2 separate regions of the Homo sapiens genome follow, and region 2 is linked to region 1. Evidence: chromatin loops called from intact Hi-C (ENCODE). Cell type or tissue: gastrocnemius medialis. All regions are shown on one strand. Links, peaks and the distances in the headings refer to the core of each region. The heading gives the core; the rest is flanking DNA.

Evidence for each region. A loop is a pair of places that touch in the nucleus more often than their neighbours do. Peaks named below come from ENCODE experiments on the same cell type or tissue, not always from the same donor. Only the 100,000 strongest peaks of a DNase experiment are listed, where the experiment ranks them.
Region 2: a loop joins it to region 1, with 2.1 times the contacts of the local background. A loop is called at or near these places in 2 of 110 quality-filtered maps.

The regions. Positions count from the first base shown.
Region 1 is chr20:37,775,947-37,787,950 of GRCh38, forward strand. CTNNBL1 (catenin beta like 1) reads left to right here. Exons shown (of 16, transcript NM_030877.5): 8 at 1,399-1,471; 9 at 1,708-1,766; 10 at 3,241-3,389. Among named protein-coding and RNA genes, the nearest start is that of CTNNBL1, 88 kb to the left of the region's middle. RefSeq lists enhancers at 9,797-10,298, 10,299-10,798. In gastrocnemius medialis, for the core only: no CTCF peak of the experiment used is centred there; a DNase peak (open chromatin) is centred at 5,931; H3K27ac peaks cover 1,334 bases.
Region 2 is chr20:37,721,796-37,733,799 of GRCh38, forward strand. CTNNBL1 (catenin beta like 1) reads left to right here. Exons shown (of 16, transcript NM_030877.5): 2 at 11,084-11,272. Among named protein-coding and RNA genes, the nearest start is that of CTNNBL1, 34 kb to the left of the region's middle. In gastrocnemius medialis, for the core only: no CTCF peak of the experiment used is centred there; no DNase peak of the experiment used is centred there; H3K27ac peaks cover 4,192 bases.

The DNA.
Region 1 (12,004 bases), core at 2,421-10,420:
ATAATAGCAGTACTTGGAACTTACATAATTTGAGTGGGAAATTTTATTCGCAAATCCTTGATTTTGATAGAGATGCTTACTCCTTGGCTTTTCACCTTCATGTTTTGATTTTCGTTAATATGAAACCATTTTTCTTAAAGTGAAACATACCACAGGTTGCATTTAAGCCCTGACTATTATGCTGAATTTCTTGAAACAAGGCTTCAAGCTCGCCCAGGGAGCATACCTTACATTTAGCACATGTAAGACCTTGCATTTATAGATCTTTTAACCTAAGATGGTCATACTTGGTTGACCTCCTGAAACCCTGTAGGCTGCACTTAGCTTGATGAGGAAGACGTGCACAGAAAACTGAAATGATACTGAATATTGCTTGATTAGGTACAACTCTTCCTCTTTAAGTATAAAACCAATATCTAAACAGATCTGTGAATGGCGGTAAGGTGACGGAAGTGTTAGTTCCAAGATAAACACTTCCCTTGTCTTTTCCAAGTACAGAAATTCTTTGTCATTTCAAAAACACAGATAGGTAGCAAAGGTTGCTGCTGATTAATAATCATTGTTTACATGCCTGCATTTTAAGGATCATGGGCACCATAAATAAAAACACACCACTGAGACTCGCTCCTCTCTATGCACCTTTATCCAGGGGGCAGTGATAATGGTGAGATATTTAAGTCTCACTACCGAAGCAACACTGAGGACAGCCATGAAAGATAGTCTGTGCAGTAGATGTGTCCCCTCTGAAACTCCCAAATAGCAGAGCATGCAGCGGGGAAAGAATTGTGGGTAGTAATTTGGGTGTTAAAATATTAACACATTTTTGCATATTTAATGTGGTTTCTGTTTTAAGTAGTAGGCAGATTATGGCATGCAAGCAGATAAGTTTATGATTTCAAATTAAATTTTAAGCATTAAAAAAATCCAGAAGGAACTACTTTGTGATAAATACATTCAGTTAATCAAGAATTGCTTTCTTCTCTGCTCATATATTAACTAATTTATAGCCTAATTTCATGATTGTAACTTGTGAATTAAGCTTCATGGTGAGTTTTAATCTTAAAAGTTCAAAACTCTCATTCATCTAGTTCACATTTGGGTACTATGGGCTAGACATATATAATCTCTGGACTCAAAATGGGAAATCTTGGAAGTCTTCACCGAGGAGGTAACCTTAATACCTGGGCATTAAGAGTGTGAGAGCCATTGTTTCAATCTGTCACTTTACTTGGTTCTGGTCTCTTGAGAGCAGAGGCAGACGTTTTTACCCTTAACTGCCTTTTCCTTTTCTAACTTCTGCTTCTCTCTAACTCAGATCATAGTACTCGTGAAAAATTTGTCCTGGGGAAGGAAGCAAGACCCCTTAACATTTTTCTCATTTCTCCTATTTCCCCATAGGCAAAGATGCCTTTTGATGCCAACAAACTGTATTGCAGTGAAGTGCTGGCCATATTGCTCCAGGACAATGATGGTGAGGCGCCCTCTCAGTATTGATATTCTGTTAGGATAGGAGCCAGGCTTGTTTCAGATCATGACAGCAAGCTCTCTTGCCTTTGGCATCCCCTTGCTCTCCCTCTCACTCCCTGTGCTGCTTTTGTACTCTGTCAAGCTGTATTGATTTTGTTTGCTGATGTATCAGTGTTAGACGGCTGTAAAATCTGACAGTTAGGTTCATTTTTTTTCTTCCTCTATTTTTTTCCCCTTTAGAAAACAGGGAATTGCTTGGGGAGCTGGATGGAATCGATGTGCTTCTTCAGCAGTTATCCGTGAGTAATTCTTATGCTTCCTGTCTGCTGTAAGATACATGGTCTGCTTTGAATGGGAGGTGGAGCTGGAAACTGTGGGAAGGAATAAGCCATGTGCTGCAAGCCATATGGAGCATGTTGGCAGGTTTGAGGGTTATACGGAGGGACATGGTTTGCCTCCTTTTCTTAGTCATTTGCTCTTTATGACCAGACATCACTGTGTATCAGTTCTGAACTTTCTTCATCTTCTGATATGATATTGTCAACTCAAAAAAGATGTGCCTCATGCTTAAGTGTGTATGTTCTGGGCCAAGCATACCAAATTATTTTCATTTGACCCACTGCCAAGATTATTCACCAACCTTCCTTTCAATCTGCTGTGAAAATGGAGTATGTTCATTTAGGATCTGAATAAGCTCAAGGAGTACAAGTTCCACTGCAGTGGGGTGGGGGTCAAGGGGAGGATAGGGGAGGATGTGGTGCTGAAGGCTGGAGTGAGAACTTGGAAACTGCCATTTTCTCACTGTAAGAAATGTAAATCCAGTTGAAATGTTATTCTGCTGGCATTCTGAAAATACTGTTAAGATTTCCTCTTACAAGTTTTAGCTGTGTTATTCTAAAAACAGGACTGAAAATAGATCATTTGGATAAAATCTTAAGAGTGTTGGGAGAGTCTGAGATGTCAGTTTGCATACAGCTTCCATCTTGGTGCCAGCAGCCTGAGTGTCTTGGCCTCCACCCCAAAAATAGAGCTTTGAAATGTGAATCTGTTTCCAGTTCTGGGAAGGTGCTTAGTCCTTTTCCTGTGAGATTATTGATCTTCTTGTAGTAGACTGTATGGGTATGCATATACAGTTTAAAGGCTTCTCTTAACATGCCTTACATCTCTGGCAAAAAGAAAACTAATGCTGTAAGCCCTTCCCATGAATTAAAGCCCCAGCTCCCCTGTGAGGGAATTCAGTAGCCTTGGTTGTCAGGAAATGCTTCCTTATATTGAGCCACGATTCAGCCCTCTGGATTGTGGTTGCTTTTAGAAGGGAAAGAAATGAGATATGGTTGGGTTGGGCAAGTGGAGGGCTTTGAGGGGAGTTGGCAAAGTTGTTTCTCATCCTGGATAATGATTTCAGGGGTGTTCACTTCATTTAGTTTTATATGTCCTTTATGGAGTTTTTCTGTATCTGTGTTATATTTCACGATAAAAAGATTTTGTTTTTTATTGGGTTTTGGTTTTTAAAAAAATCTGCTTGCCTGGAACTGTCAATTACTGATGGACCCAGTGGTCAGTAGAGTGTTTTGGCTTTTTTTTTTGCATGTATTTAATATATGTGAATCATTTAGTTTCTCTAAAATGGAAACTGATGAGAATTTTGTTTGGTGAGCTTCTGTTTCCTCAGTCGTAGAGTTATGACCCACAGGTTTTAGGAATTGTTGGATGGAGGCTCATGAAAAGACATTCTCTTATAGCTCTGTGCTTTGTGCTGTTTTTGCTTGACAGGTGTTTAAAAGACACAATCCCAGCACGGCTGAGGAGCAGGAGATGATGGAGAATCTGTTTGATTCCCTCTGCTCCTGTCTAATGCTTAGTTCCAATCGTGAGCGCTTCCTGAAGGGCGAGGGTCTTCAGCTGATGAATCTCATGCTCAGGTATGTTTCGAATGCCCTAGTTCTCCCACCTTTTTTGCCTGACTTTTCACTGTTAGCCTGAATTCAAGAGCATGTAGCTATGATCATTTATTCTGTTGGGTTTCCTAGACTTTACCCTGAAGAGTAAAGTCTTCAGGCATGGGGGGATGTGTTTGTATAGGTATGTGGTCTTTCCTAAAGTTAGAGTAGATGAATAAAAAGTATATTGTGTTCTGTTTGTGCCCTACTGTGGTGGTTGCTAATACGTCCACTCCATTGAAGGACATTGGTGTTTTTCCTCTCCTTCCCATAGTGTGTTAGTTTTGGGGAAATCTAGCCATTACTTCTAAACTTGGACTAATTTTCTGTATATATCACATAGACCTATCTATGCCATATGTTTGTATTTTTATTGAAAGCAGCGTATCATTCATATTTTTCACTCCTCATTCAGTAATGAGTTGTACATGTGCTGTATGCCTAGCTTAGGAAATATGAAAACGTGCAAGACAGTTCTAGAAACTTTTATTTATAGTACTTTCCTTGTGTGTCTTATTATTTATACGCTAATTCCTGAAAGTGGATCTTATATTAGTTTCACAGTTATTTTATAGAATCCTAAAGTTAGAAGCAAAAAGGGGAGAGGAAGCTTATGTTGATAACTCTTGAGACCCTGTCTAGGAAGGGGAGTAGAGAAGTGTGTGGGGGAAGGCTGAGGGGATAACCAGACTGTGGTATAGGGTCAAGGGACTTAAAAAAAAAAATCGAGCATGTTTATGTGGTTGGAAGATTCTAGTCATTATGAATTGTGCCCTACAGAGGAGCAAGTTGAGATTTAAAAAAAAAAAAAACAAGAAAAAAAGAAATGGAGCCAGAGTCTGCTGTCTTAAAACTTCAAGTATACTGAAAGTTCTGTTGAACTAAGATATTTCTTTGGAAAGGTTTTTCATAAATGTGATATATATTTGTTAAATAGAATTTAGAATACTAACATATAAAACTGCTATTAAAACATTGACAAGGTACTATGTTAAGTACTGGGCATACACAGAAATACCTAAGACAGAATTTCTGTCTCCACAAAGTTAGGAAAACAGTTCTGTGAGCTAAACACAGCCTGTCTTTGGGTGTATATTTTCTTCTAGTCTTTTTTTCTATAATTTTTAACAACTTTTTAAGCCTGCCACACATAGGATTTTCTGTATTGCTACATTTCAGACATAAGATGCTGTTTCCCATGCTGTGAATAATCTTCATGAGAGTTTTCAGTAACTGCATCATGGCCTCTAAGGGACTGTAGCTTACTTAGTATTCTTCTGTTGTTGGCATTGAGGATATTTCCAATGTTTTGCCGTTATAACAAATTCTACAGTGACCATTTTTGTGTTTAAAATGATGTTAGGATTATCCAGGTACAGTAAGTCCTCACTTAACATCATCAGTAACATTCTTGGAAACCATAACTTTAAGCGAAATGATGTATAATGAAACCAGTTTTTCTGATCATTGTTATAACGGTGTTATTTGAGGATCTGACCTCCTATATCCCGTTTTACTTAAAGTTGCCATTTCCAAGTCTATCTATGATGTTAAGTGATGACTTACTGTGTATATTTCTAAAATATATTATCTTTAAAAGGCTTCTGGGGGGCTGGAGGCACAGTAGACCTCTTCATTTGTCCAGTGTGTACCAGACCTTGCATTGACCAAAAGTCTTCCTTTGAGGAATTGCTTTTAAAAACAATTTTTAAAAAAATGCAGAGAGGAGCATGAGAAATTACTCAGAGGCCTTTTGTGTTTAGCTGATTTTTGCTAGCTTTACTCTCTTGAGTCTTTTGTTTATCTCCCTTACCCTTCTAATTGCTTGTCCTTTTGTTGAAATGACCCACCTTCTCTCAAGTAAATAGCATAAATAGAAGATACATTTGGCTTCTTGGATCTTCTAACCTTAACACAATGTTCTGAAGGGACTTTTCCTTAAGCTTCTTAAAGGTCTGAATTGCCAGTGTCTTTGGTTGGTTGAGTGCAAATATGAAGTGATATATTTCTGCAGCATATGGCTAGGTATTGCATAGCAGAGGGGAGCTGAATAAATAACCAGAAATATGGATTATTCAAACAGGAATGCTGAGATTCAGGGAGGCTAATTAAAGGAGAGCTCCAAAAAACTTAGAAACTGTACCTCTCTAGATCTCCTAACTTCATTTTTGAATGCTGAAGTTGCTGTTACATTCATTCTTTGGCATTAATTAGCTATATTAGCAGATTCAGCATTTCCTTTTTTCTCATTCCCATACTCTTTGTTCTGTGTTATTTTTCTTCAGACTCCCAAATGGAAAGTTTAATTGGGATGGAATTTTTTTTCCATACTATAGTCACCCTTTCTGATCTTCTAGTAAGAGCTGCCAGGTGGCTCTTTGTCTAGAGAGAGCCTATTCAAGACTATGAAGCTGTAACACTAGAAGTTCAGGAAAGTTTCTGTGGTTCCATTGCCCCTAAATATAGATCTTTACTTTGACTCAGTCATTCATCAGACAGTTGTGAAATGCCCACATGGAGAGGTGGCAGTATGGAGCAGGGTGGAAGAATGGGCCTGGGACTTGTAAGTGTGGGTTTGGAACATGCTCTTTTACTTACTAGCTCTGGATATTTGGTGAGTTACTTTAACCTTTGTGACCTTCTCACCCTCAGTTTTTCATCTGAAAACCGGCACTAATAATACCAAATTTACAGGTATTTTGGCAGAATTAAACTATATAAAGTATCTAGGAGAATTCTACAGTTGCAAAACACTGCTAAGGTACTATGTTAACTTTCTACGTTAAGTGCTAGGTTTATACAGAGATGAACAAAACAGGGTTCCTGCCTCCAAGAAGCTCAAAGGCTAGTGAGGGATGCACACATTAAATAACTATAATATAATTTAATATGATGACGCTTCAGGAGAACAGTTACTTTTGCATGTATATATACTCAGTGAATTTTTTTCCTTTCTGATTATTGATGAAGAAAGATCACAAACAAGATACTCATTGATACATACTCCCTCCTTCCCACACATATGTGCACACACACACAAGCATATATTCACTACCAATTTAATATTTTTGTCTACTTTATTGAGGCATAATTTTTATACAGTAAAATGTACGCATTTTAAGTGTACAGTTTTGACAGATGTTTCCACCACCACAGTGAAGATGTAGAACAGCACTATCCAGTCGAAATGTAATGTGAGATAGGTAATTTTACATTTTGTAGTAGCTACCACATTTAAAGGGTTAAAAGAAACAAAAATAATTTTAATAATGTATTTTATTTAACATAGTAAGTCAAAAATTATTTCAACATGTAATCAATATGACAAAATTATTAGTAAGCCATTTCACATTCATTTTTTGAGACTAAGTTTTCAAAATCCAGTGAACATTTTACATTTACATCCCAATTCAGATGCTAAATTTTCATCAGAATGCTTGATTTGTATTTAGATTTCATAAAATTTAGAGTTGAAAACATAGATTCTCATACTTAAGTTTGTCCAAAGATACTTAAATGTTTTCCAATAAGTCCAGTATCAATTTTTAAATTTTAAACTTAAATTTATTTAAATTATATTTAAAATTTAGTTTCTCAGTTACAATAGCCACATTTCAGATGCTCAGTAGCTACACAGTGTCTACCATATAGGATGATGTATATACAGATTCTTTTTATCACTCCCAAAGGTTCCCTTGCATGCCGCCAGGCCTGGCTAATTTTTTAAAAATATTTTTGGCAGAGACAGGATTTCACCATGTTGCCCAGGCTGATCTTGAACTCCTGAGCTCAAGCTATCCACCTTTCTTGGCCTCCCAAAGTGCTGGAATTACATGTGTGAGCCATTGCACCTGGCCAAATGCCTCCTTTTTCATTTCCGGTTTTTATTTATTTGATCCTCTCTCTTTTTTTCTTAATCTGGCTAAAGGTTTATTGATTTTGTTTATCTTTTGAAACCTAACTTTTAATTTTGTTGATCTTTTTTATCTTTTTTTGTTTGTTTCATTTATTTCTGCTCTGATCTTTATTATTTCTCTTCGTCTACTAATTATGGGTTTGGTTGGCTCTTACTTTTCTAATTCTTTAAGATGTATTGTTAGGTTGTGTATTTGAAGTTTTTCTACTTTTTTGTTGTAGGTGCTTATTGCTATGAACTTTCCTCTTAATACTGCTTTTGTTGTATCCCATAAATTTTGGTATGTTGTGTTTCCATTTTCATTTGCTTCAGACTGTTTTAATTTCTTTCTTAATTTCTTCATTGGCCCACTGGTTATTCAAGAGCATATTGTTTAATTTCTGTTTGAATAGTTTCTGGAATTCCTCTTGTTATTGATTTCTAGTTTTTTTCCATTGTGATCAGAGAAGATACTTGACAGAATTTCAGTTTTCTTGTATTTTTAAAGAATTGTTTTGTGGCCTAACACATGAACTATTCTTGAGAATGACCCATGTGCTAAGGAGAAGAATGTGTATTCTGCAGCTTTTGGATGATATGGTTTGTCACTATCTATTAAGTCCATTTAGTCTATACTGCAGATGAAGTTTGATGTTTGTTGATTTTCTGTCTGGATGTTTGATCCAGTGCTGAAAGTGGGGTGTTGAAGTCTCCAGCTTTTATTGGGATCTGTCTCTCCCTTTAGCTCTAATAATATTTGCTTTATCTATCTGGGTGCTCCAGTGTTGGGTGCATATATATTTATAATTGTTATATTCTTTTGCTGAATGGGTCCCTTTACCGTTATGTAATGACCTTCTTTGTCTCTTGGTCTAATTTTTGTCTTGCTATCTATTTTGTCTGATTTAAGTCCAGTTCCTCTTGCTCTCTTTTGGTTTTCATTTGCATAGAATATCTTTTTCCATCCTTTTATTTTCAGCCTATATGTGTCTTCATAGGTGAAGTGTGTTTCTTGTAGGCAATGGATTGTTGAGTCCCATTTTTTTAATCCATTCAGCCACTCTATATCTTGTGACTGGAGAGTTTCGTCCATTTATATTCCATATTATTATTGATAAGTAAGGACTTAATCCTGCCATTTTGTTATTTGTTTTCTGGTTGTTTTGTGGTGTTTCCTTCTCTTTGTGAAGGTGATTTTCTCATATGGTATGTTTTAGTTTCTTGCATTTTATTGTTTGTGTATCTGTTGCATGTCTCTTGACATTACCATGAGGCTTGCAAATACTATTTAATAACCCATTATTTTAAACTGATGACAGGCTTAACACTGATTGCAGAAACAAACTGACAAGCAAAGAGAAAACTAATAAAAACTCTACACTTTAACTTCACCCTTCCACTTTTTAACTTTTTGTTGTTTCTGTTTATATCTTATTATACGGTCTATGTCTTGAAAAGTTGTTGTAATTATTTTAATAGGTTCATCTTTTAGTCTTTCTGCTCAAGGTATGTGTAGTTTATACGCCACAATTACAGTGTTATAATATTCTGTGTTTTTCTGTGTACTTATGGTTACCAGTGGGTTTTGTACCTTCAGGTGATTTCTTATTGCTCATTGGCATCCTTTTCTTTCAGATTGAAGAACTACCTTTAGCATTTCTTGTAGGATGGGTCTGGTGTTGATGAAATCCCTCAGCTTTTGTTTGTCTGGGAAAGTCTTTATTTCTCCCTCATGTTTGGAGGATATTTTCACTAGATATACTATTCTAGGGTAAAATATAGTTCCTTCAGCACTTTAAATATGTCATGCCACTCTTCCCCTTTAAATATGTCATGCCACTCTTCCCTGGCCTGTAAGGTTTCCACTGAGAAGTCTGCTGCCAGACATATTGGAACTCCATTGTATATATTATTTCTTTTCTCTTGCTGCTTTTAGGATCCTTTGTTTATCCTTGACATTTGGGAGTTTGGTTATTAAATGCCTTGAGGTAGTCTTCTTTGGGTTAAATCTGCTTGATGGGGTTTTGTAACCTTTTGTTCTTGCATATTGATATCTTTCTCTAAGTTTGGGAAGTTCTCTCTGATTATCCCTTGGAAAAGACTTTCTACCCCAATATCTCTATCTCCTCTTTAAGGCCAGTAACTATTTGATTTGCCCTTTTGAGGCTATTGTCTAGATCTTGTAGGTGTGCTTCGTTCTTTCTTATTCTTTTTTTCTTTTGTCTTTGACTGTATTTTCAAATAGCCTGTCTTCAAGCTTACTAATTCTTTCTTCTCCTTTATCAGTTCTGCTGTTAAGAGACTCTGATGCATTCTTCAGTATGTTGCATTTTTCTGCTTGATTCATTTTAACTATTTCAATATCCGTAAAATGTAATAGGATTTTGCGTTCCTTCTGTGTTATCTCAAATTTCATAAAGCTTCCTCAAAACGCTATTTTGAATTTTTTATCTGAAAGCTCACATATCTCTGTCTTGCTGGCATTGTCACTGGTCTCTTACTTAGTTCATTTGTTGAGGTCATGTTTTCTTGGACGGTCTTGATGCTTATGGATCTTTGTCGGTGTCTGGGCATTGAAGAGTTAGGTATTTATTGTAGTCTTTGCAGTCTGGGCTTGTTTGTATTCATCCTTCTTGGGAAGGCTTTCCAGGTATTTAGAGAGTCTTGGGTGTTGTGATTTAAGTCTTTGGTCACAGCAGCTGTGTCTGCATTAGGGGGCATCCCAAGCTCAGTAACACTCTGGCTCTTGTAGACTTGTAGAGGTACCACCTTGGTGGTGTTGGGTAAAATCGAAGAGAATTCCCTGGATTACTAGGCAGAAACTCTTGTTCTCTTCCCTGACTTTTCCCCAAACACGTGGAGTCTCTCTCTCTCTCTGTGCTGAGCTGCCTGGTGCTGGGGGAGGGGTGAGACAAGCAAGCACCACTGTGGCCACCACTGGGACTGTGCTGGGTCATTCCTGAAGCCAGCACAGCACTTGGTTTCACCCAAGGCTCACATTGACCACTGCCTGGCTGCTGCCTGTGTTCATTCATGGCCCAAAGGCTCTACAGTCAACAGGTGGCAAGTCCAGCCAGGCTTGTGTCCTTCCCTTCAGGACAGCAAGTTCCCCCCAGCCCCAGGCAGCTCTACAGATGCCATCTGAGAGCCAGAGCCTGGACTTGGGAACCTTAGAAATCTACCTGATGCTTTACTCTATTGCGACTGAGCTGGCACCAATTGGATTTGTTTTTTTTGGAGGGCATCTTTTTTTAGAGAACCAACTCTTGGTTTTGATATAAATATGCATATGTATGTGTGTACATATATATATATATGCATATATGTGTGATATAAATATGCATATGTGTATTTGTATATATATGGTCTACAATGCTTGTAGCATTTTGTATATTTGTATACCTTTCCCCCGCCTTTAATTCTTTTTTTCTACTTTTTTGTTTATTCTGTTGCCCTTTTTCCAAGTTTGTGAGTTAAACGCTTAATGCTTTAAAAAATAATTCTCTTATTTAAAAATAAAAACATTTCAGGTTAAAAAATCTCCTTTTAATATTGCTTAGTTTTATTCTCTATTCCCAAGTGATTAAGTCTTATTTTCCTATTACATTAACAGAAAATAGAGGCTATAAAATACATTTCTGAATTTGAGATTTTGTTTGTGGCCTTATACTTGGGTAGTTTTTATAAATATTCCGTGAACATTTGAATAGAATTTGTGTTTCTAGGGTATAAAGTACTATAATTATAACATAAATCAACTTTGTAAACATATTCCGTTCTTTTCTGTCCTTTTTATCCCCTAATTTGTTTAGTCTCTAACTATGGTTGTGGATTTTTTTTTTTCTGTTTCTTCTGATCCTTCCTATATCCTTAGCATTTTTTTTTTTTTTAAGAGACAGGATTCCACTATGTTGCCCAGGCTGAAGTGCAGTGGCTGTTCACAGGAGGCAATCACAGTGCACTGCAGCGTTGAAGTCTTGGGATATGATGATCCTTCCAAGTAGCTGAGATTATAGGCACCTGCTACCACACACCTTTACTTTTTATGTCATTTTGTGTTACGTGTAACTCTTGTTAAAGACACATAACTGTGTGTTTTTTTTTTTTTTTTTTTGAGACGGAGTCTCGCTCTGTCGCCCAGGCTGGAGTGCAGTGGCGGGATCTCGGCTCACTGCAAGCTCCGCCTCCCGGGTTCACGCCATTCTCCTGCCTCAGCCTCCCAAGTAGCTGGGACTACAGGCGCCCGCCACTACGCCCGGCTAATTTTTTGTATTTTTAGTAGAGACGGGGTTTCACCGTTTTAGCCGGGATGGTCTCGATCTCCTGACCTCGTGATCCGCACGCCTTGGCCTCCCAAAGTGCTGGGATTACAGGCGTGAGCCACCGCGCCCGGCCCATAACTGTGTTTTTTAATCCAGCGTGAAAGTTTGTCTTTCAGTAGATGAATTTAACTATTTGATTTTATAGTAATTACGTTTAGCCCTTTTCCTGTTTGTTTTATGGTTTCCTTGGTTGTTTTATTGTTTTGTCTTATCTTTTTTTCACTTCCATTATTTTCCTTCTTCTTTGGAGATTTGGAAAATACTATTCTTTCTATTAGTGATTACCTTTAGTTTTTTAGAAATGTGGCTTTATTTCTTTGTCTATGAACGTTTGAAATTGTTTCTAGTCCCCTCAAGATCTGGCCTCTGCCTCATCCTCC
Region 2 (12,004 bases), core at 1,247-9,246, 55 kb before region 1:
TGTCCAGTGATCATTCTTTAAATAACTACTTGTGTATATGTGTGAGCATTTCTCTAGTGTCTATGTCCCTAGGAGTAGAACTACTGGGATAGTCGTAGAATATATGCATCAGTGGTATCAGGCCTCACCAGTTTGCTCTGTATTCATTTATTCTCCTCTGTCAGCAAGTATCAACAGTTCTTGTTTCCCCATATCCTCACCAACACTTGGTATTACCAGATTTTTTATTTTTTCATTTTTGTCAATCCAATGATAACTAATGGTTTTTATGTACATTTCCCTGATTTCTAATGAGGTTGGGCTACTTTTTATATGCTTATGGGCTACTCATTATTTTTTCTTCTACAATCATCTTATGTTCTTTGTCAAAAGCTGGCTTTAAGTTATTTAAAGTCTGGTCAGGCATGGTTGTTCATGCCTGTAATCCCAGCACTTTTGGAGGCCAAGGCAGGCGGATCATTTGAGGTCAGGAGTTTGAGACCAGCCTGGCCAACATGGCAAAACCCCATCTCTACTGAAAATACAAAAATTAGCCAGGTGTGGTAGTGCACGCCTGTAGTCCCAGCCACTTGGGAGGCTGAGGCAGGGGAATTGCTTGAACCTGGGAGGTGGAGGTTTCAGTGAGCCAAGATCACACCACTGCACTCCATCCAGGAAGACAGAGTGAGGCTCCGTCTAAAATAAATAAATAAATAAATAAATAAATAAATAAATAAATAAATAAATAAAGTCTGTTGTATATACAGGGCTTTGCAGTTTGCAGTCATTAAGAGAAATTGAATTCCGTGCTTTCTTTTCAAAGTCCTGTATTTTTATCTCATTTTAATCTTCCTATCCCTTAGCTTACTAAAGTAAAGTTAGTCCTGTGAGATAGCGAAGCAAGGGCTGAGCATTTTTTTAATAAATGCAGCATTGATAAGTCTAATGACTTATGCAAGGTCATGTGGCTCTTAAGTGATTTACCACTAGAACCCAGATTTTTCTGATTTTTGGTTTGCTGCTGTTTGCATTGTACCACCTTAACTTCTTTTAGATCAGTGCTGTTTTGTTGTTAAATTGATGTCTAATTGTCCCTCCAGCACCTAATAGAGTGATGTTCAGGTTCTTTTAGCTCAGTAAATACTTCCTTAATGAATGAATGGATGCGGATGGTTCTGGTGTAGCTGACAAAACAGATTCATAAGTGTGCTAAATTGGAGATAGTTTGCCTTCCAGTGACTTTACAAGTAATCTGCCTATGTTAGTTTTGATAAAGAAACCGAATCAACATTCAGCTTTCTGATGTAGCTGTAGAATCAATCAGAGCAGATGTCAAAGTAAACCATGGACATTAAAGTATAGTTTGTACTTCTAAAAAAGAAATCTATACACCCTTTGGTGGTGAGATGAATATATATTCAGGCTTTAACAAGGAATAATAATTTTTTGGTAGGAAAAATGGATTAAGTCTTTATGACTAGTGATTTAAATCGTACATCACATCCATCTTAGCTGTCAGCCAATCAGATTACAGATCATAAGTGAGACTGTTTGTAATTTTGATTTTTGATACATTGATATTTTCCCCTTCATTGTGAACATTGATAAAGACCATATTCTCCAGTAATTACTGTGGTCTTGTTGCCTGTAATTTGTTTTTAATTGGGAATAAATGGTGCTTCTCTTTTACATTTTGCAAAGACTCTGCTTTGGGATTTTGAGGAGCGCTTGATATCTTTTTTTTCCTCCAGAAAAAAAGGTAGTAGGTTGACATAATTAATTGATCTTTTTTTGAAGCCAGTCTTGCAAATTTGCAGAGGTGTAATATGTATTTATATTTGAATATCTGGCATTTTCACTCAGACATTTCCTAAAAATATGATGATGATAACACCTTTCATTGGTATAGCAATTTATAGTTTACCTAGGGCACCTTTGTAAGGTGTATTGTTTAATCATCACAACAACCCTTTGAGGTGGGTGGAATTTTCTGTCTCTGATTACTTTGATCTCTAATTATGAACTTTGGCTGATGATAGTTGCAGCATTAGAGTGTGAGCTGTTTCATTTGTGGTGCCTTAAGCAAATTTGCAAGGGAGCCCTGATGTTAACTTTGGCAGGTTTCATGCCTGCAAATATTGATTGAGCCAGAAGTCCTAGTTGTAAAATGTCACCAGTGAATGTGCAGCCAGTAAAGTCAAGGGAAAACTCATTACTGCAACTCATCTGTAACTTCTGGGTCAGGCCACTCACTACCATCTGGTAAAAATGAATGTTGAAAACTCCCTTTTATTCTGACAAAAGGTAATAAGAAGAGGTTAACAGCAGATGATTTCTGAGCATTTCAATTTGGTTAGACCAATGCATCCACAAGCGGGTTTGCGACGTTCCACATGTCTAATTATTCCAAGAGGTATTAGAATGCTTTAAAATTATGAAATTCCAAAATAATGGTAGGAAGGAATGTAATTATGTGTATACCCCCCTCTTCTCCTCTGTTGCCCCCTGTCTGACCTTCTTATTGAAAGTGTTTATTCTCGAAAAGGCATTGGGAAGGAAGAAATAAGAAGGATTGCTGTCTTGAAAAATGTAATTTTTTTTTTAAATGTGAGCGAGACTAGAAATGTTTTACATTTCCTTAAGGGGGGAAGTATTAGAAGTATTAGGAACCATGGAAGGAGAGTGTAAGTGGAAAGGTTTCTCCTCAATTGAATGAGCTTCCTAACTGAGTGATTCAAAGGTGGAGGGGGCACAGTTTAGGGAGGAGGTGAGTGTCTGGTCACTGGAGGTGTTAGGAAAGCCCTGGCATATGCCTGGGGAGAGATATGTTAAAAAGGATTCAAACTTAAGATAGATGACTGGGTGAGATCAAGGATGCCTGATGCCTGAACTGTCTCTAGAGCCTCAGAATTATTGCAAGAAGTTGTGGATCCAGATGTACACAAGCATTTTCCGAGAAATGAGTACATAATCTCTGTCTCCCCTCTCTTTATTTGTCAATGTGGACATTAAAACACAAATTCAATGAAAAGTATTACCAAATAATAGATAGTAATTTATTTGTTTGTTGTCATTGTGTCTTAATCATTGGGTACCAAAAAATGGAAGTCCGAGGGCGGGTGGTCCTGTCAATCTTTTTTTTTTTTTTTTTTTTTGAGACAGGGTCTCTCTGTGTCACCCAGACTGGAATACAGTGGCATGACCTTGGCTTACTGCAGCCTCCTGGGCTCAAGTGATCCTCTCACCTCAGCCTCCTGAGTAGTTGGGACTACAGGTGCGTGCCATTATGCTCGGCTAATTTTTTAAATTTTTTATAGAGACAGGTCCTCACTATGTTGCTCAGGCTGGTCTCGAACTCCTGGGCTCAAGTGAGCCTCCTGCCTCTGCCTCCCAAATTGTTGAGATTACAGGCGTGTGCCACTGCACCCGGTTGGTCTTGTCAAATATTTTGACATTAAAAAGGGACCCACATTTAAAAACCTAACTATTAATGGTCAGAGTTCTTTCCAACCTTGAGCCTCTTTGATTTTTTTTTTTTGAGGCGGAGTTTCACTCTTGTTTTCCCAGGCAGGAGTGCAATGGCGCAATCTCAGCTCACGGCAACCTCTGCCTCCCCAGTTCTAGCAACTCTCCTGCCTCAGGCTCCCCAGTAGCTGGGATTACAGGCACCCACCACCACACCTGGCTAATTTTTTATTTTTACTAGAGATGGGGTTTCATCGGGTTAGTCAAGATGGTCTCGAACTCCTAAACTCAGGTGATCTGCCTGCCTGCCTTGCCTCCCAAAGTGCTGGCATTACAGGCATGAGCCACTGCGCCCAGCCGCCTCTTTGATTTCTTAATCAAGTATGTCAGGAGAAATAGGGAGCTCAGTGTGTTGTTTTCTATGGGCCAAACTGCTCTGTACTTTAGGAACACAAGCCTTTAGGCTGGGCGCAGTGGCTCATGCCTGTAATTTCAGCACTTTGGGAGACCGAGGCAGGCTGATCATTTGAGGTCAGATGTTCGAGACCAGCCTTGTCAACATGGTGTAACCCCATCCCTACCAGAAATAAAAAAATGAGCTGGGTGTGCTGGCACGTGCCTGTAGTCCCAGCTACTTAGGAGGTTGAGACAGGAGAATCGCTTGAACCCTGGAGGAGGAGATTGCAGTGAGCCGAGATCGCACCACTGCATTCCAGCCTGGGTGACAGAGTGAGGCTCCGTCTCAAAAAAAGAAAAGAAAAGAAACATAGGCCTTTATGTACATGCATACATATATGCATAAATGTCTGTGTGAAAGAGGTTATTGTTCCCAGCTTATAGACTGAGAAAACTGAAGCGTAGAGGGAGTAACTTACTTTCCAGGACTGCTGAGTAGAGGTGCTAGGATTTGAATTTAGGAAAAATTGACTTCAAAACTCATTCTCCATACAGGATATCACCATTGCAAACAGGTTAGGAATCATTAACTCTAGCAATAATGAATTGAAAGCCTTTTCCTGTTGATGGTCGTTTCTAGTTATAGCCTGTCTAAAATAGCCACTAGTCTGTGTTCTTATATTTTAATAGTAGCTTTGTTTACTTATTTACTAGTGACTTCTTCAGGGTCCTCTTATTTTCTTTCCAGCCAGTTTTAAGTTAACATGGAGAAAAAGGAAAAGCACTATATTGGGATTTAGAAGCCTTGTGGTCTTGCTCACCATAGGCAAGTTGCTTAAACTCACTGGCCTCAGATTTCCCTATTCTATTAATATAAAGAGAGAGAGAGACTAGATTATCTCTTTCTCCTAGCTCAAATTACTAAGTCTTTCCTGTTGTTTGATATCTAGGAAACAGTACTTCATGCCCCATTTGGAAGATCATTTTCTGAAGTTAGCCAAGCTCCTAAGTTCTAGATGAAGAATTCTTGGTTTATTACAATGTTTAGAAGGTTTCCTTTGACTTTTTCCATTTTCTCATTAGAATTGGACATCTTTTTTCATAAAAGTACCTTTTACGAATTATCCCCTTTCTTAGCCAGGGAACTTGGAATGTTGAGCTATATTTAGACACACACACATGCACACATTTACACTTTTATATTCTGATACAAATGCGCTCTTCACATTAATACTTGCATTATGTGTTTTCATAATTTATCATAATGATACCATTATTGCTCATTATAGAAGTTCTCTTTTTTCCCCACTGCCCCCAAGCCTAATTGAGGTCGAGATAGCCCATAAATGTGATAATATAGATTGCGTGCTCAGAGGAAATGGGGTTGCTTTCATAGTGGAGTTTTAATTTAGGATTCGTTCTGGTGATGTAGCCTCTTCCTATGGTACATTACTTTGAGCTCAATATAACTGCATGTTCCCACAGCCCCTCATTATAGCTACAGCTTCTCACTGCTTTTTAATTAAAAAAAAAGAGGGAAAAATGAAACCCAAAGCTTAGGTTGGATATTGTCTGGGTACGCAGGGAGTATCCTAGGCAGATTGCTTATTTAATTTTTTTAACTCCTTCAAAGCTTTCATGAAGATGTCTTGATTTCTGTTTTCAGGGGCATGGATGGAGACACGCACACACACAGGCAATAGGCCTCAAGATTATTGGCGAGTAAAGGCATCTATCTATTATCGTGAAGCCTACTCTGAGCTTTGAGTGAGTGGGAATCCTTTATCCTAGAAAGGCTACCAGCTGTGTGGTTGGATGGTGGGAAATGCTTAGCTTTTATACCACTCACCACCTATTGGGAGTAAGGCAGGGAATTGTAGAAGATTGTAAAAACCCTTAAAGGCTGATGTTCAGAAGTTAAGAGTTAATCATTTTTTCTCTAGTCCTGTGGGCAGCAGAGGCAGAGAAATGACTTTATTAAGAACAGTTGCTTTTGTCATTCCTTCATCTTGAGGGATTCCAAATACCTTTCGGATACCAAAACAAATTAATCTCCAAAGGTGACTGGTAAGAATGGCTTAAGCCTCTGGGGATTGGTTGTGTAAGACACAGGGAGAGCTCAGCCTGAGCTGTTGACCTCTGTGACAGGCTGTGAGTGTTACATTCTTTTTGTGGATCAAGAGCCCTTTGGCTTCCCTTTGGTGAAATCAGTTTGACAGCTCTGAGCTTCTTCCCTGCTTACAATTCTTGTTTTGTTTTGTATAAGCAGTCACTCTCTCAGTGGTGACTATTGGGTAAATATAAATTAGGAAGTTTATTTCTTGGTCAGGGTGTTGAGTTAGCTTCATAATTTTTAGTGTGACTCTTTCACGAACAGACAGGACTTCAACTTTTTGCGTCCATATTTCACTCAATGTTGCTGGAAAGGCAAATCCATTTTAGCTTGTATCAGGGAGCTGGAACCCTTCAGATGGAAATCCCCTAGGCCTGTGCTGTTCAGTACTATAGCCACTGGCCTCATATGGCTGTTGAGCACATGAAATTGGGCCAGTCTGTATTGAGAAACACCATAAGTGTAAAATACATACCAGATTCCAAGGACCTAGTGTGAAAAAAAGAATGTAAAATAACAAATGAATAATTTTTTAATATAGATTACATGTTGAAATGATACTATTTTGGGTATGTTAGATTAAATAAACATATTATTACCTGTTTCTTTTTAAATGTGGCTACTAAAAAATTTAAATTACATCTGTGGCCTGTACTATATTTCAATTGAACACTGTTCTAGATTGTTAAGCTCTGATAACAAGGCAGTGTTTGTCTTGTTCACACTTATGTGCCCAGTACTCATCACAGTACCTCATATGGTTGGCACTTTGTTGAAGAAATGAATCCCAACTCTTATTATTCAGAGTGGTCAAATCTCAGGAATGATTCAAAACTTCCCTATTTGCAGTGTTAGTGTTTGAAAAAGAGATGTTTGAGGGTTAAGAAGAGAAATGAAGAGAAGTTCTTACGATTTTTGCCTTTAGAAGAGAATGTGGAAATAAAACATATCAGGGCTTTTGCATGGCTTACTCTCTGTTGGAGAGGGAGGTGGGAGCTGCTGTGTTGCTGAAGGAGCTGTAGCAGAGCATTGTAATGGGTTCGGCTCTGCCATAGAGTCATCATGAGGAGCTAAAGATAAAGCTGAATACTGTGTGTGAGGGAGGAGGTTGGAGAAACAGTTGGTGAACTTAAAGGTAACCCTCTTAGGGATGGTATACTTACACTATTGATAAAAGTTAACAGAGTTATTCTTGTCTCAATCCACACTGGCCCTATTTATCCCTGTGTCCCTATTTATACACGACCCTGTTGGAAGCCTGGGACTGGCAGCTGATTACTTGAAGACCCTTCAAACCTTATAACTCTTTAGTAAGTTATTTGTTGAATTAATGATTTAAAAAGTATTGTTTTAACTTAACCAGGGTCTTATATGACATATTTATAGGTGGATGTTTTTGCCTGAAATTTCCTCAGATGCCCTGTCTCAGTTAGGGTCCTGGAATCTTGGTAGATTAGCAGTTTTCCAGAGATCAGATTCAACTTTGAGAAGGGACCAGGTTGTCTTTGCATGAGTTTATTAAAAGATCTTAGGTATCCTGTCTCCCTGTTTATGAAATAGAGCTGTTGACTACTTCTCATTGCCAGAGATGTGGTGAAGATTGAAGTTCTGCAGAAGGAAAGTGCTATTTTAATGGGAATTTAATAAATGAAACTCCTCCCCTGACTTCTGAAATGTTTGTTTTAAAGAAGAGGATTGGAAGATGTGTTCAAAAGAGACATAGCTAGTGTTTTTTTTTTTCTATTTTGCATTTCTTAACTGTGGCAATATTTAGCTTTCTCCTTTTAATTGTGGCCCACTGCCTTTTCTTTCTCCCCTCGGAGATAAACAATCTAGAAATCTCCTTTCCGTGGAGAACTATGGAGCTCATGCCTTAACTTGGCTGCTGCAGCAGGCTCACGCTAATCAGAATCGCAGCAGGGCTTATTTTATGAGCTTGAAAGAATTAGTGTTCCCAGAGGGCTGAAGTTCCTTACCTGCTGAGGAGCTACAGATTTCCAGTTGGAAGCCTGCCCTCCTTTAGGATGAATCTACCTTCCCTTCCTCTTCTTACATGAAAACCACCACCTCCTTTTTTATTGTAGCCTGTCTGTGGTTACTGGCATGTTGCTTTCCTTTTTATTTTTCTTTTTTAGGGTAGAGCAGTAATGATGATAGTACATTTTTGTAATTTTTGTCCTTATGGAAAATAAAGTGTGTTCATACGAAATTATCATCTAGCTCAGGGAGACTAGGAAGAGAGTGAAAAATAGCAGGTGGTACCCTACAAACTAAATTGTCGAGTGTGAGTTTTCTAAACAATGTCATATGCTCAGACTTACTAAAGCACCTGGTATGTGGAGCAAGCAGGAAACATGAATAAAGAGGGGAATGACTTTCTACCACTGGCAGAGTACTGTTCAATACAAGTCAAAAGGGGAGATGTGTAACATGTATAATAGAAAATTTTCTCTTATTACCAAACAACTTAGCAGGCTGGCAGTGAAAGTGGCATTTTCTTTTGTTTGGTAGTAACATACCACATTGCACCAAGCATATCGCTGGTGGGTGTGATTACTATATCAGATAAAGAAATCTCATTGAAGAATCTAACACAAATGTTTTGTTGGAGAAGACAGAATCATGTGGATTACCTCACAGTGATGATTTTATGTATTTGTTTAGTACCATTATGGTTTAGAGTTCTTTCACTTGAAGTTCACAGAGAAAAGAATTATAATGTCCATTTACAGATGAGGAAACTAAGGTTTAGAGAGGTAGGTGATGGGCCCAAAGTTGAACCAGGAGTAAGTTGAGCTGAATGGAGACACTGGGCTGTTTGGTGTCTGGGCAGTGCTGTGTCTCTTCAGCTCTGAAGCCCCTTTCACTACTGCTCTGTTTTATTCTAATTTAATGGAAAACAACAGTAAGACCTTCTTCATGGATTGCATTGTAAAAGGCAAAATGAGCTGGCTGCAGTGGCACACACCTGTAGTCTCAGCTATTCAGAGGGCTGAGGCAGGAGGATTGCTGGAGCCCAGAAGTTCAGGTCCAGCCTAGGCAACATAGTGAAACCTCATCTCTAAAAAGTAAACAACAACAAAAGGCAACATGAGGTCCTAACAGAGTATGGTAGAAAGGTCCTTGGACTAGGAGTCTGGAAGTGCCAGTTCTATTTTCAGTGGTGCACGAGTGGTTTTGTGATCTTATGTAATACTTGGCTTCTGGGCCTTTATTATTATTATTATATTTGATTTAAAAAACTTTTATTTTTAATTAGCAAATAATTGTATATATTTATAGGGTACAAGGTGATATTTTGATATATGTTTACAGTCTGGAATGATTACATCAGGCTAATTAACAAATCTATCACCTTTAATACTTTTTCTGTAGTGAAAATATTTAAAATCGTTTTATCAATTTTTAAATGTACAGTTCATTATTATTTATTATATTCAGCATTCAGTGCAATAGATCACTAAAGCTTATCTTCCTGTTTAACTGAAACTTTTTTTTTTTTTTGAGACGGAGTTTCACTCTTGTTGCCCAGGCTGGAGTGCAATGGCACGATCTCGGCTCACCGCAACCTCTGCCTCCCGGGTTCAAGCGATTCTCCTGCCTCAGCCTCCCAAGTAGCTGGGATTACAGGCATGCACCACCACGCCTGGCTAATTTTGTATTTTTAGCAGAGATGGGGTTTCTCCATGTTGATCAGGCTGGTCTTGAACTCCTGACCTCAGGTGATCTGCCCGCCTCAGCCTCCCAAAGTGCTGGGATTACAGGTGTGAGCCACCGCACCCGGCCTTACTGAAACTTATACTCTTTAGTCAACATTTCCCTCCGTCTCCCTTCCTCCCCAGCCTCTGGTGACGATCATTCTACTCTCTACTTCTATGAGTTCAGCTTTTTTAGATTCCACATACAAGTGAGATTACGAGGTATTTGTCTTTCTGTGCCTGGCTTATTTCACTTTGCTTAATGTCTTCCAGGTTTATCCAGGTTGTCTCAAATGACAGAATTTCCCCACTTTTTAGGGCTGAGTAGAATTCTATTGTGTATGTATACATTTTTTTTATCCATTCATCTAGTGACGGACACATAGGTTGCTTCCATATCTTAGCTATTGTGAATAATGCTACAATGAACAGGGCAGATATCTTCTCAGCATACTGAATTCAATTCTGTTGGTTACATACCCAAAAGTGGGATTGCTGGATCATATGATAATTCTATTTTTAATTTTTTGAGGAACCTCCATCTGTTTTCCATCATGGCTGTATTAATTTGTGTTTCCATCAACAGTGCACAGGGTTCTCTTTTCTCTACACCCTCAACAACACTTTATCTTCTGTCTTTTTCATGATAGCCATTCTGATAGGTGTGACATGATAACTCATTGTGATTTTTCTTTGCATTTCCCTGATGATTAGTGATGGTAAGCATTTTTTTCATATATCTTCTGGCCATTTGTACATCTTCTTTTGAGAAGTGTCTATTTAGGTCCTTTGCCCAGGCTCTGGGCCTTACTCAACTCTTCTGTAAAATAGAATTGGGAGTACAGTAGACATTCAGAAGTTACATATGTAATATTTTATGTTTGTACTATTTGTGAGTAACTGTAAAAAAGGCTTTGTAATCTTACGTAGATGTGAATTAAAACCAGGTGCTAAGACGCTGGCATTGGGAGTTATATCTTGACTAGTATGTGAGCCTAACCCAGTGTCCCCATCTTAAGATAGCTTTGTTGCTATTTCCGTATACATAGGAACTTTTGTGAAATGGCAAAACTGCGTATAAAAAAATTCCCACTGACTTTCATGGTATATTTATAGAATCATTAAGGATCTGAAAAATGACCACATAGAGCTTTACCCCATGTGGTGGGAGAAGTTGTATGCTGGATGCTTTTGAGTCAGAGAATTCTTGAAAGCTTTTAGGATATTTGCTGTCTATGCCTTGCAAAGTCTTTTTTTGTATTTTTTGTAGAGTCAGGGTTTTACCATGTTGCCTCAGGCTGGTCTCAAACTCCTGGGCTCAAGAGATCTGCCTGCCTTGGCCTCCCAAAGTGCTGGGATTATAGGCATGAGCCACCACGCCTGGCTTCTATGTTGTATCCAGCTCTAAAATCTTATGTTTCTTTTCTCTCAGCCCAATAGGGGCACAAAACGTCCCCGGGATGATGAAGAGGAGGAGCAGAAGATGCGTCGGAAACAAACTGGTACTCGAGAACGCGGCCGCTATCGGGAAGAAGAAATGACTGTGGTGGAGGAAGCGGATGATGACAAAAAAAGGCTGCTGCAGATTATTGACAGAGATGGGGAAGAGGAAGAGGAAGAGGTAACGTGGCAGCGCTGGGTGGGAGCTGAGATGGCTGGCCCTGTAAAACGTAATTTTGGGCCAAATACTAAGCTTGTCTGAGCTTCCCATCTTCATCTGTAAAATGGGGTTAAGAATTCATATTTCATCGCGTTAATGTGAAGGTTAAGTGGGCTAGTGCAGTTGGGAAAGCATCTTATGAGATGTAAAGAATGTGACAGAGTTTTAAAATTGTTCCATATTATGTACTGTAGGGGAGGGTCAGGGCAGGCTTCCTGGATCTTACTGAGGACACATAGAAGGCACTTGCATTATTATCTTTGAAAGAGGGGTCAAATTTCACCAAGTGGAAGGAAGGGCTTTTTGGGCAGAGAAAATGGTATTAGCAAAGCAACAAAAGTGGAGAAGTTTAATGGGTTCCACAGTATTAGGTATTTAGGTGTGACTGCAAAAGTACAGCTTAGGGAAGGAGATTCCTCGGGCCTTTCCCTTTGCTGTTCCTCAAGATGCGTTGGGGCCTTTCCACTCATTCCTGCCTCTGGACCTTTGGACTTCTGTGTCCTCTGTTGGAATGCTCGTCTCCCTTAATGCTTTGTATGACTGGTTTCTTCACATTCAGGTCTCAGTTCAGATGTTTCCTCCTCCAAGAAGTCTTTCCTATGTAGCCCTGCAAGCCATTCTCTCATTTCCTCATTACTGTATTTTGTATATTGTCTGCATAGCACGTATCATGATTTGAAATTCTAGTTGTTT